Linked DNA regions of Homo sapiens: region 1 is linked to region 2. A link is an interaction called in ENCODE POLR2A ChIA-PET data of the cell type or tissue named here. Cell type or tissue: CD4-positive, alpha-beta T cell. All regions are shown on one strand. Links, peaks and the distances in the headings refer to the core of each region. The heading gives the core; the rest is flanking DNA. Region 1 has its middle 8.7 kb from the start of NLRP6. Region 2 holds the start of SIGIRR (single Ig and TIR domain containing).

What was found. ChIA-PET counts read pairs that join two places held together with the same protein. Peaks named below come from ENCODE experiments on the same cell type or tissue, not always from the same donor. Only the 100,000 strongest peaks of a DNase experiment are listed, where the experiment ranks them.
Region 1: POLR2A ChIA-PET joins it to region 2 with 14 read pairs; 7 of 35 experiments call an interaction of 5 or more read pairs at or near these places.

Annotation. Positions count from the first base shown.
Region 1 is chr11:267,040-272,397 of GRCh38, reverse strand. No RefSeq gene overlaps it. Among named protein-coding and RNA genes, the nearest start is that of NLRP6, 8.7 kb to the left of the region's middle. RefSeq lists an enhancer at 2,849-2,918. In CD4-positive, alpha-beta T cell, for the core only: no CTCF peak of the experiment used is centred there; DNase peaks (open chromatin) are centred at 2,777, 3,457, 4,667 and 5,107; H3K4me3 peaks cover 2,575 bases; H3K27ac peaks cover 2,848 bases.
Region 2 is chr11:412,725-418,082 of GRCh38, reverse strand. SIGIRR (single Ig and TIR domain containing) reads left to right here and starts at 3,084. Exons shown (of 10, transcript NM_001135054.2): 1 at 3,084-3,260. ANO9 (anoctamin 9) reads left to right here. Exons shown (of 23, transcript NM_001012302.3): 23 at 1-145. RefSeq lists silencers at 852-901, 1,112-1,191, 1,222-1,341, 1,402-1,471 and an enhancer at 1,992-2,611. In CD4-positive, alpha-beta T cell, for the core only: no CTCF peak of the experiment used is centred there; DNase peaks (open chromatin) are centred at 672, 1,192, 2,942, 4,467 and 4 weaker places; H3K4me3 peaks cover 4,911 bases; H3K27ac peaks cover 2,283 bases.

The DNA of each region.
Region 1 (5,358 bases), core at 260-5,259, 150 kb after region 2:
CTTCTGACGCCTCCTTCCACAGCAATGCTCTCTGTGGCCCAATCTTCCACGAAAGCAAACTGTCCTCCAAGGCAGGTGCTGGGCGTCCAGTGCTCCTTAAGGAAGGTCTTTCCCTTCCCCACAGAGACCCAGAGAGAAAGCGCCTCCCCCATGAAGCTGCTGGTCAAATGCTCGTTCCATTGGGCACTCACTGTACCAGGAAACCTGCTAGAGCAGCCGAAGAAAGAAAGGTTCAAACTGGTCTCAAAAGTAAGACGGCCTCAACACGGAAGGGAACCTGGACACAGCTGCAACATGGACGGCCCTGAGGACATTGAATAAGCCAGACACAGAAGGACAAATGCTGTGTGTTAGCACTTACCTGAGGCCCCTAGAGCCTCCGACTCACAGAGAGAGTAGAACAGCAGGGGCCAGGGCTGTGGGAAGGGGATGGGAAATGGGTGTTTAATGGGGAGAGAGTCTCAGTTTGGGAAGATGAGAAAGCTCTGGAGAGGGACGATGGTGATGGGTGAACGATGTGAATGTACTTCATGCACACTTAGCAATGGTTAAAATGGTATATTTTATGTTATATAAATTTTACCACAATTTAAAAAATAAGACAAAAAAAGCCAGTGTATCCATAATCTGATTAATTATTAGCTCAAGTGTTTTCCCGAGATAGGTCAGGAAATCAAAGCCTCTGCTTGTTTCTTCAGGAAGGGCCCCTGGCAGGACCTTGAGAACAGCAATTGATCTGCCCCACCCTGGAGAACAGGGGCCGTAAAGTCTTATCAGGGTCATCATGCCACCAACCCTTGCCACCCTCGGAGAACAGGAGCCCGCAAGGTATCCATCCTGTATCCAATTCCCTCTCAGAGCTGAGCTGCTCAGAACGAAAGCTGTCCCCAAGTGTGGATTAATCGTGGCCGCTGGTGGCTGTGGGGTGTCCCTTCACCAGCCGGGGGCAGCCTCCCTCCCTGGCCCCCAGGCCCTGGTGGTCTTCACTGGGGAGGCAGGGCCTTGCCGCCAGGGCCTCCTGTTGGTGGGGCCTGGTGGAGGGGCATGAGTGGGACTCTCTTTCCAGAGGGGGCTGGGCCCCTCAGCCTCAGAGGCAGAACCCCCTCTTTTGCCTCATTAGGTGGATGAGAGGAGGTGCCTATCTTTGTGGAGCCCCAGGACCTGTCCCCTTTACTTCCAAGGACATAGAGGACAGGAGGCCTGGGAGGAGCAAAGAGCCAGAGGCAGAACTGCCTCCTGGGCATATGACGCTCTCCCTTGGGGCGGAAAATCCCTCTTGCCCTGCAGGGCAGGGGGCTCTCCCAGCTGCCAAGGCCATCAGGGTGGTGACATGGAAGCACTAGGGCCCTTCCTGCTGCACTTCGGGAGCCCACCAGGACCTGGGTCCCGCCTCCTCCTCATTACAGGCCCGGGGACCCTCTGCCTCCCGATCCCCTGTGCTACAGTGGACCGAGCCCCTGCCCCGAGGGTCACACCGCTGCCTGCTGGGAAAGGCAGCTGGCCCCCGTCGGGCTGGCTCTCCCTGGTCCAGTGTGCCCTCCTGGGTAGTTCCTCCTCGCTCACCAGCACAGCTCTGGTGCACACACCCACAGCAGGTCCACACGGCTGCCACACCACCTCCCTTCTCTGCTCAAATGTCTCCTCTCCCGAGGCCTCTGACCACCTGCCTAAGGTACTCCCCAAGTTTACTCTCTTGTGCATTGGTGTCCAGAGGCGGTAAAGCCTGGGGGTCTGGGGTCCTGTGCACCCTGTTGAGTGGGTGGCTGGTCCAGCTCCTGGCTCTGCCACTCACTGGTCACTCTGTGACCCTGGACACACTCTAGGTGAGTTTCTGTGTCTGTGGATGGACGGTTCCTGCTCCCTAAGGTGGTTGTGATCTCAAAGTGGTGATATTAAAACACTAAGAGTCGGGCCTGAGTGGAGCGGGGCCTCCTCCTTCACATAAATCAACTGGAAATGGACCAAGGCTGACATTTAAGAACTAAAACCATAAAACACTTAGGAAAAAATGTAGGGAAATCTTCATGACCTTGGATGATGATGATGATGATTATTATTATTATTTTTTTTTTTTTGAGACGGAGTTTGCTCCATTACCCAGGCTGCATTGCAATGGCGCGATCCCGGCTCACTGCAACTTCCACCTCCTGTGTTCAAGCGATGCTCCTGCCTCAGCCTACCTAGTAGCTGAGATTACAGGCGCCTGCCACCATGCCCGGCTAATTTTTGTATTTTTAGTAGAGATGGGGTTTCACCATGTTGGCCAGGCTGGTCTCAAACTCCTGACCTCAAGTGATCCACCTGCCTCGGCCTCCCAAAGTGCTGCGATTACAGGCGTGAGCCACCGTGCCCGGCCGACCTTGGATTCTTAGATATAACACCAAAAGCATGGGCAATGACAACAACAACAAAAAGATAAATTGTACTTCATCAAAATTAAAATCTTTTGTGCATCAAAGGACACTATCAAGGGGCTGAAGAGATCACCACAGAATGGGAGAAAATGTTTGCGAATCATATATCTGGTAAGGATTCATATACGTAATATAAAAAGGACTCCTTCAAATCAACAACCAAAACCCAAACAGCACAATTTCAAAATGAGCAAAGGACTTGAATAGACATTTCTCAAAAAAAAAAAAAGATGCGAATGACTGACAAGCACGTGAAAAGTTGCCCAACCTCGTTAGTCATTACAAAAATGCAAATGAAAAGAACAGTGAGATACCTTCTTACCTCCACTAGGATGGCAATTATTATGCAACTAAACAAAACAAACATGAAGAAAACAAGTGATGGGAAGCCTCCCATGTTGCTGGTGGGACGGTAAAATGATGCAACTGTTGAAAACAGTTTGTTTTTTCTTAAAAGACGCGGAAGAATTGAAAACAGGAACTGAAACCACACTCGTGTTCACTTTGCTAGTAGCGTTATTCATAACAGTCAAAATGTGGAAGCAACCAAGTGTTCCTAAACAGGTGAACAGACAAACAAAACTCAGTCTATCCGTACAGAGAAATGCGATTCAGGAATGAGAGCCCGACGCATGGGTGAACCTTGGGCACATCACGCTGAGTGACATGAACCTGACACAGAAGGACACGTACTGTATGAATCCACTTCTATGAAATAATTAGAACAGGCAAATCCGTAGAGACTGAAAGTAGATGAGACACGTGACCAGAGGCTGGGGGGACGGAGGAATGCAGAGTTGCTGTTTAATGGGGACGGAGTTTCTGTCTGACGGATAGAAAGGATTTTGGAAATAGTGGTGATGGTTACACAATATTGTGCATGTAACTAACATCATTGAACTGCACACTTAAAAATGATTAAAACAAAAAGAGTTCTGTTACGTCTGATCCTTTGCCACGATTTTTAAATAGCGCCTGCCCCGTGGTCAGTGCCTCCTGTGTTGGCCGCAATGCTGTGCTCCTCACAGCTGGCGCTGACCGCTATTTCCTGCTCTAGGGCGGTAGGCGGCATCTGAGAGCATGAACAAAATGCCCTACCCAGAAGGAGCTACGTCTTTGTTGGGAGACAGAAAATAAACAGGATACATAAATAAACAACACATGGATTAAACAGTGCCAAGGGCGGGGCGCGGTGGCTCATATCTGTGATCCCAGCACTTTGGGAGGCAGAGGCGGGCGGATCACTTGAGGTCAGGAGTTCGAGATCAGCCTGGCCAACATGGTGAAACCCCGTCTCTACTAAAAATACAAAAATTAGCCAGGCGTGGTGGCGGGCATCTGTAATCCCAGCTACTCGTGAGGCTGAGGCAAGAAAATAGTTTGAACCCAGGAGGCAGAGATTGCAGTGAGCAGAGATCACGCCACTGCACTCCAGCCTGTGTGACAGAGCGAGACTGCGTCTCAAAAAACAAAAACAAAAAACAAACAAAAACAGTGCCAAGGACAGAGCAGAGCGGAGAGAGGAGAATAAACGAGGGGGCAGGTCCGCGGTGGGGACGCAGTCAGGTGCAGGGCAGGGCCGTGGTCTGGCAGGAGCTGGCCCACTCAGGACACAGGAGGCCTGGGTGGCTGGGAGAGCCAGGGGGGCCGAGGAGCGGGCAAGGCTCCCTGGGCTGCTGTGGGGCTGGGGAGGGTGTGAGGGAGGGAGACGTCCGGCTCTCCTGAGGGGAAGGGAATCAGAGAGGGGCCACGCTCTGCACATGCGTAAAAAGGGTGGATCCCATGTGGCGTGTGAGATGAGAAGGGCTGAGGCAAGAGGAGGGATGGAAGTGGGGAACTAGAGCGAGGAACAGGGTTTGCAGGTAACGCCCAAGGCCCAGGTATCCTAGTTTGAGAAGCCTATTTACCAGGGAGCTGGGATGGCCGGGACCAACCCGGGCAGCAGCCGTGCAGCCCCTCCTAGTCACCACCCCCAGCCCAAGGAGGGACAGGTGAGGACTTCAAAGGGCCAAGCCCTCCAGCGTCCTCATCAGAAGCTCAGGTGAGGGCACACAACGTGAATTTACCGTTGCACAGTGCAAGCTCCAGCAAGTGAGGCTCAGCAGTGCCCTTGCAGAAGGAAGTGTTTTCCCCCAGCCTTGTCCCCGCTGCGGTGATTCCCCTCAGGGCAAAAAATCACTCCCCGGAGGCTCCCGCAGTCCCCCAGAACCATTCACTGCCCCATCTCTTCCGGGTCCACCCCACGAAGCTTGATCCACTCTCTTCACCCTCCCGGCTCCCAAAACTGTCCAGGGACCCGTGGAATTTCAGGGTCTAACAGCAGCAAAGCACCTTTTGCTCTCAAACTTCTCTGAAGTTCATTCCGCCCTCGGGCTGGCACGATGTCCTGTCCAGCTCCTCCCGCCTCCTCCTCGCCCCTCCCCCTCCTCCCCTCCTCGCTCCTCCCCCCTCCTTGCTCCTCCCCCCTCCTCGTTGCTCCTCCCCTCTCCCTCCCCCTCCCCTCCCTCCTCGCCCCTCCCCCTCCTCCTCGCCCCCCCTCCTCCTCGCTCCTCCCCCCTCCTCGCTCCTCCCCCCTCCTCGCTCCTCCCCCCTCCTCGCTCCTCCCCCCTCCTCGCTCCTCCCCCTCCTCCTCGCTCCTCCCCCTCGCTCCTCCCCCTCCTCTTCGCTCCTCCCCCCTCCTCCTCACTTCTCCCCACTCCTCCTCGCTCCTTGCCCTTCCTCCTTGCTCCTCACTCCTCCTCCTTGCTCCTCACCCCTCCATGTGGGCTGGAGATTTGTCTGTTTTGCTCACTGACACTTCCCAAGCACCTAGAACAGGGCCTGGCACCCAGTGGGAGCAGCTGATGTTTCCCGAACAAGTGAGCCCAGTAACTTTCAAACAGGCAATGGAAGCGCCAGAGGGCTTCCCCCACTGGCATTATTTTAAATTTTATAGGCAATGACT
Region 2 (5,358 bases), core at 298-5,297:
TGGCGCAAATTTCCTGGGCCTCCCTCTGACTTCTGGGCGCCAGATCCTGCCGTGCCCCCATCCTGGCTGTTGGGGGTGTCCTGAGCCCACCTCGCTGGCCTGTTCCCTTCAGCCAACCCGTTTCTGCAGTAAAATTAAGCCTGTCTGTCTTGCTTTCCTGGCCTCGCTGGGTCCCGGGTGGATTATATCTGCCCTCAGGGCTAGATGGGAAACAGACCCGGAGTGTGGAACGTCTGGAACCAGGTGAGGCCGCCTCAGGCCGCCTGTCCCTTCTCCAGTTTTCCATGGGCTTCCAAGGGAGGGGCGCCTATGGGGTCCTCTCCCCGTCCCTGCACCTGGGGTGTTGAGGGAGGCAAGAGAAGACATCGGGGCCACTTGAGGGTGGGGTGGGGGTCAAGGCAGGCTTCCTGGAGGAAAGGGAAGAGATAGGGGCGGACGCGCAAAACCTTGAGGGCGGTGGACGCTCCGAAGAGTCCCCAAGGCTCTGGGGCTCCGGGGCTCTGCGCGCTGGTTGGGCTGGTTTGGCCACTGGCCCCAGGCCCGTGCGGCAGCGGCTCCCGGGCAGCAGCGCAGCCTCCAGCGCCAGCCTTGGGCGCAGAGCGGGACGCTGGGGTCCGCCCCCGCCCTGACTGCGGGGCGGGGCCGCACCTGCTGCCGCTGCCGGGGCTACGCCGCCGCCGGGGCTGTTGCCGCTGCGCACCTGGCTCAGGTGAGCTGCCCCGCCCCCGCCCGGCGCGAGCCCCAGGTCCTGGCAGCAGGTGAGTGGCGGTCGCCATCAGACCCGCGAAGGTGAGTGGAGGTCGCAGTCCTCCCAGAGCCGCTGCAGGCCTGGAGTCGGGGCCCGGGGCGCTGCTTGTCCCTGGGCGCGGTCTCTCAGGAAATGGCTCGGGGCCGGGGAGGTTCCCGCGTCGCCCGGAAGCCCGAGCTCGCCCGCGTCCTGGCCCTTTCCAGGGCTGGGGGAAGGGAGGAAAGTGGGCGAAGGGGGCGGGGGCCACCCTTTCCTCTGCCCGACGTGGTCAGCGGCTTTTTGGTGACCCTCGCGCAGAACAGAGCGGGGCTAGGAGCGCCGAGGCGCGCAGGGATCCCACCTCGGTCGCCCAAGCCTGGATCCCAGCTCGAGGCTTCCTGAGGCGCCGAGGGCGGACCAAGAGTCAGGCTGGGGCCCGAGCTCGCCCGGCGCCGGGTGGAGCTTCCGCCATCCGCGCGCCTCTGCCCCGGCCGAGCGCCCCGAGCCGCACCCCCGTGCCCGCCTCCCGCGCGCGTCCTCGTTCTCCGCCCTCCTCACTTGGAGGGCGCCCAGGGCGCAGGTGGGCGCGGGGTAGGGGAGCGAACCAGAGCCCCTCGGCCTGCGGGGCCGCAGCCTTTTACCCACGTTCCTGCTTCAGGACAGGCGCTGGGGGCCCAGCGCGCACGGGGAGCGGAGGGGCGGCGCGTCCGAGCTGAGCGGGAGTCGCCCGCAGGGTGCTGGGTGCTGAGCGTCGAACCCACCGGGCAGGGGCGGCCGCGGACCGAGGACGCTGGCTGGGTCTGAGGGCGGGAGGAGCTGGCGCTTTCTAAGAACCTCAAGGTGCCCAGCAGAGTGCGGTGGGCAGTGCGAGGCGACCAGGGCCAGGCTTGGACTGAGATTCTGGGCGCCTCGGAAGAGCTGTGCGGGCGAGGGTCGGAGACTTTGTGGGTGTTCATGCTCACCCTGGACGGTGGACCTGGGGGCTCGGGGGTGCAGGACGTTAGCAGAGAGAGGGAAGGAGAGGGTGCCAAGCCAGCCCTGAGAGATGGTGACGCTGAGACCGGGTGCACAGAGCAGCCGCCGAGCCGGGGCTTCACAGTTGGCGGCTGACCCCAGGGCCTGTGCTGGAGGCCCTGCTCCTGCTTCCTGCGGGGGTGCCCTGGGCCCTGCTGTGCCTGCTTCCTGACCTGCAGTGTGGGGAGAACCTTCTTGAGGGGCTTCCAAGGACCCACTTCAAGGAGGGGCTGGTACCAGGCTCTGTGGGGGAAGGGGTGCTGTCTTTGGGACCCTGAGCCCAAGGCCCACCATCACCCAAGGCTGAGTACCGGGACAAAGGAAGGTCCTAGCAGGGCTGGGACTCAGTCAGACAAGTACCTGTAGAAAGCCTGCTGCTGAGAGGGTGCTCAGCCAGGGCCGGGAGGCTGGATGGCAGCCCTCCACAATGAAGCCCTGCCCCCATGTGGCTGAGGGCAGGGCCAGGGTCCAAAGGAGACCCTTGTCTGATTCTGTGGGCAATACCAGCCACCGGTCACTGGGTCCCCAGTCCCAGGTCAACCTGGGGAGTGTCAGTTTGGTGACAACAGGAGATGCCATCTGCCCCTCATCTGCTCTGAGCCAGGAGCCTCGGCCACCTGTGTTTGCTCCTTATTTGGAAAAGGGGGCGCTGCCCTCCCACCCCAGCCTGAAGGGAAGGTCCACAAGATGCCATAGTCCCTTGTAACTGCTCACCCATCGGGGGAGCTATGTCTGGGAGAGGGACGGGGAGAGGGCGGAAGAGTTCTGCTGGAGCCCCATTGTTGACCGGGAGTTTCTGAAGGCCCTGTTCCCCGGGGTCAGAGGTCAAAGACACATGGGGGAGCAAACCGGCCCCTTGGCTCCTGAGTGTGAGCTCTAGTAGCGTCTGGAAGGCATGCCGCGCGGTCCCCGGTCCTCCTTGTATGTGTGCAGGGTGGCCCTGGCGGGGGTCTCCTGGCTGGAGGACCCCCCATGCATTACCCCTGGAACCTGCCCCTTTGAGCACCCCCCACCCCACAACACACACGCACACACACAAACGCACGCACACGCACATACTGCACACACATTGCACACACGCAGACACACTGCACACACACACACACACACACACACACACACACACACACACACGCTGCACAGAGGAAAGTGCCGTGCCTGGGTGGGTTGGGGCGGGCTCCAGAGGAAGGAGCCGCTTGACTCAGAGCTACAGGAAGAGCCGGGGCAGGCGGGGTGAGAACCACCAACTGCCCGTCCTCCCGCCCGCCTAGGGAAGGGGTGGGTGCCTGGGTGGGGTTTAGGGTTAGGAGAGGATGTGACTGCAAGGCCAGGAAGCTACAGGGAAAGTTCTGATCAAAATACACAAAGACACAAGCCAGGTCCCCACCGCGCTTGGCGATGCATCCATAGCAGCCTTGGTGCTGTGGACACTCCCTGGGGCCCAGCGAAGGGGAGAGTTTGCTCCCAAAGGCGCACCAATGACCAACATTTGCCCCCCGGAGGAAAGAACTGGAACCAGGTGACTGCCTTCCCCGCTGCTCTGAGTGAGCCTGTGTCAGGGCCTGGCTGAGAGGAGGCCCACGGCGCCCAAGACCCATATGCATGTGTGTGCATGTGTGTGTGAGACAGAGCGAGGGGCAGCAGGAGGCTGTGTCGCATCAGCGGCCAAGGGTGGGTGTCAGGTGCAGTGTGTGTGCTGTGGGGTGCCTGTGGTCCTAGGCTCTGTGACAAGCGTTGCAATGGGTGTTGTATATACTCAACAGTTGTGTGAGGGGTCTGCAGCCTAAGCTGTGTGCAGTGGTAATGGGAGGTGTGTGTGGTAGGAAGTGTGCTGTGTAGGAGGTGCAAGTGTGCACACGGGCTGAGACTGAAGCTCTGTGCAGGTGCACATGGGCCAGAGGGCTGTGTGTATGTGATGTGTGCAGGGGAGGAGGGGCAGAGGAGAGGGTGCAGGGGAAGTTAGGGAGGGGAGGGGGTACAAGGAAAGGTGTGCAGGGGAGAGGGTGCAGGGAAAGGTGGGGAGGGGAGAGGGTGCAGGGGAAGGTAGGCAGAGGAGAGGGTGCAGGGGAGAGGGTGCAGGGGAAGGTGTGCAGGGAAAGGTGGGGAGGGGAGAGGGTGCAGGGGAAGGTAGGCAGAGGAGAGGGTGCAGGGGAAGGTGTGCAGGGGAGAGGGTGCAGGGAAAGGTGGGGAGGGGAGAGGGTGCAGGGGAAGGTAGGCAGAGGAGAGGGTGCAGGGGAAGGTGTGCAGGGAAAGGTGGGGAGGGAGAGGGTGCAGGGGAAGGTAGGCAGAGGAGAGAGTGCAGGGGAAGGTGTGCAGGGGAGAGGGTGCAGGGAAAGGTGGGGAGGGGAGAGGGTGCAGGGGAAGGTAGGCAGACGAGAGTACAGGGAAAGGTAGGGAGGAGAGAAGGTGCAGGAGGAGGCAGGCAGAAGAGAGGGTGCAGGGGAAGGTGGGGAGGGGAGAGGGTGCAGGGGGAGGCAGGCAGAGGAGAGGGTTCAGGGGAGAGGGTGCAGGGGAAGGTGGGCAGGGGAAGGTGGGGAGTGGAGAGCGTGCAGGGGGAGGCAGGCAGAGGAGAGGGTGCAGGGGAAGGTGCGTAGGGGAGAGGGAGCAGGGGAGAGGGTGCGGGAAGAGGGTGCAGGGGAGGGTTTGCAGGGAGAGGGTGCAGGGGAGAGGGTGCAAGGAGAGGCAGGCAGCGGAGAGGGTGCAGAGGAGGGTTTGCAGGGGAGGGCACCTGCTTTCTTGCTGTGCTCGTATCCTGGCAGTCTGCCCTTGACTTCCAGAAGGCTCTGAGGCTGCTTTTGGAGGGAGGACTTTGAGGTCTGAGCTTGGGGCGGTCACGGAAGCACTGCAGGAGATGCCAGGGGTTCTGCTGGGCTGGCGGTGTGACCTCCCGGGCTTGCTGTGAGGGGTTGGTTTCCTGGGAAGTGTGTGCTTTAAGGACCCTCAGTGGGTGGTTCCCCTGGGTCAAGGACTTTCCTTGGAGTGTCCTCCACCGCAAAGGACTTCTTCAAGGACCCCCTGGCCATCCCCCATGGGTGTGTGCCTCATGCTGTATCGGTTCCCGAGGAAACTGCCAAACAGTCAAACCTGGGGCCTCTGGCTGTGCTTCACCCATGGAGAGGGAATAGGTGGCAGGCTAAGAGGACTGTCCCTGCCACTGCCTCTGGGGCCTTAGCGGGGAGGAATCCTGAGGGAGCTGGGGTGCAGAAACTTAGGCTTGATCCCCACATCCCCACTTCCACTGTGTCCCTGCAGCAGGGAGGGGAGTAGACAGTCAGTGCCTGTTGGATAAACAGGGTGACCCTGTGGCATCCAGTGAGGAGAGGCCCCTGGGGCCCTGGGCTGCCAAGGAAGAGGCTCTGGGCTTCTCCCTGCAGCCACCTCACTGAGGAGCTTTGGGAGACTTGAGGTGTGTGTGGCTGCTGCTACGGGCTGGGAAAGGACATGGGACCCGAGACCTCCATCCCCACCGGGCGCTGTTCACCCTCCGGCCTCACAACCGCAGGGCGAGGCTAAGCTGAGGGTTCCCGAGGTGTTTCCCGAGGTGTTTCGAGGTGTCTGTGCTCACGTGCACTCCTGACTGTAACCAGACGTGGGCCAGAGCTGGGCACCCCCCCTCG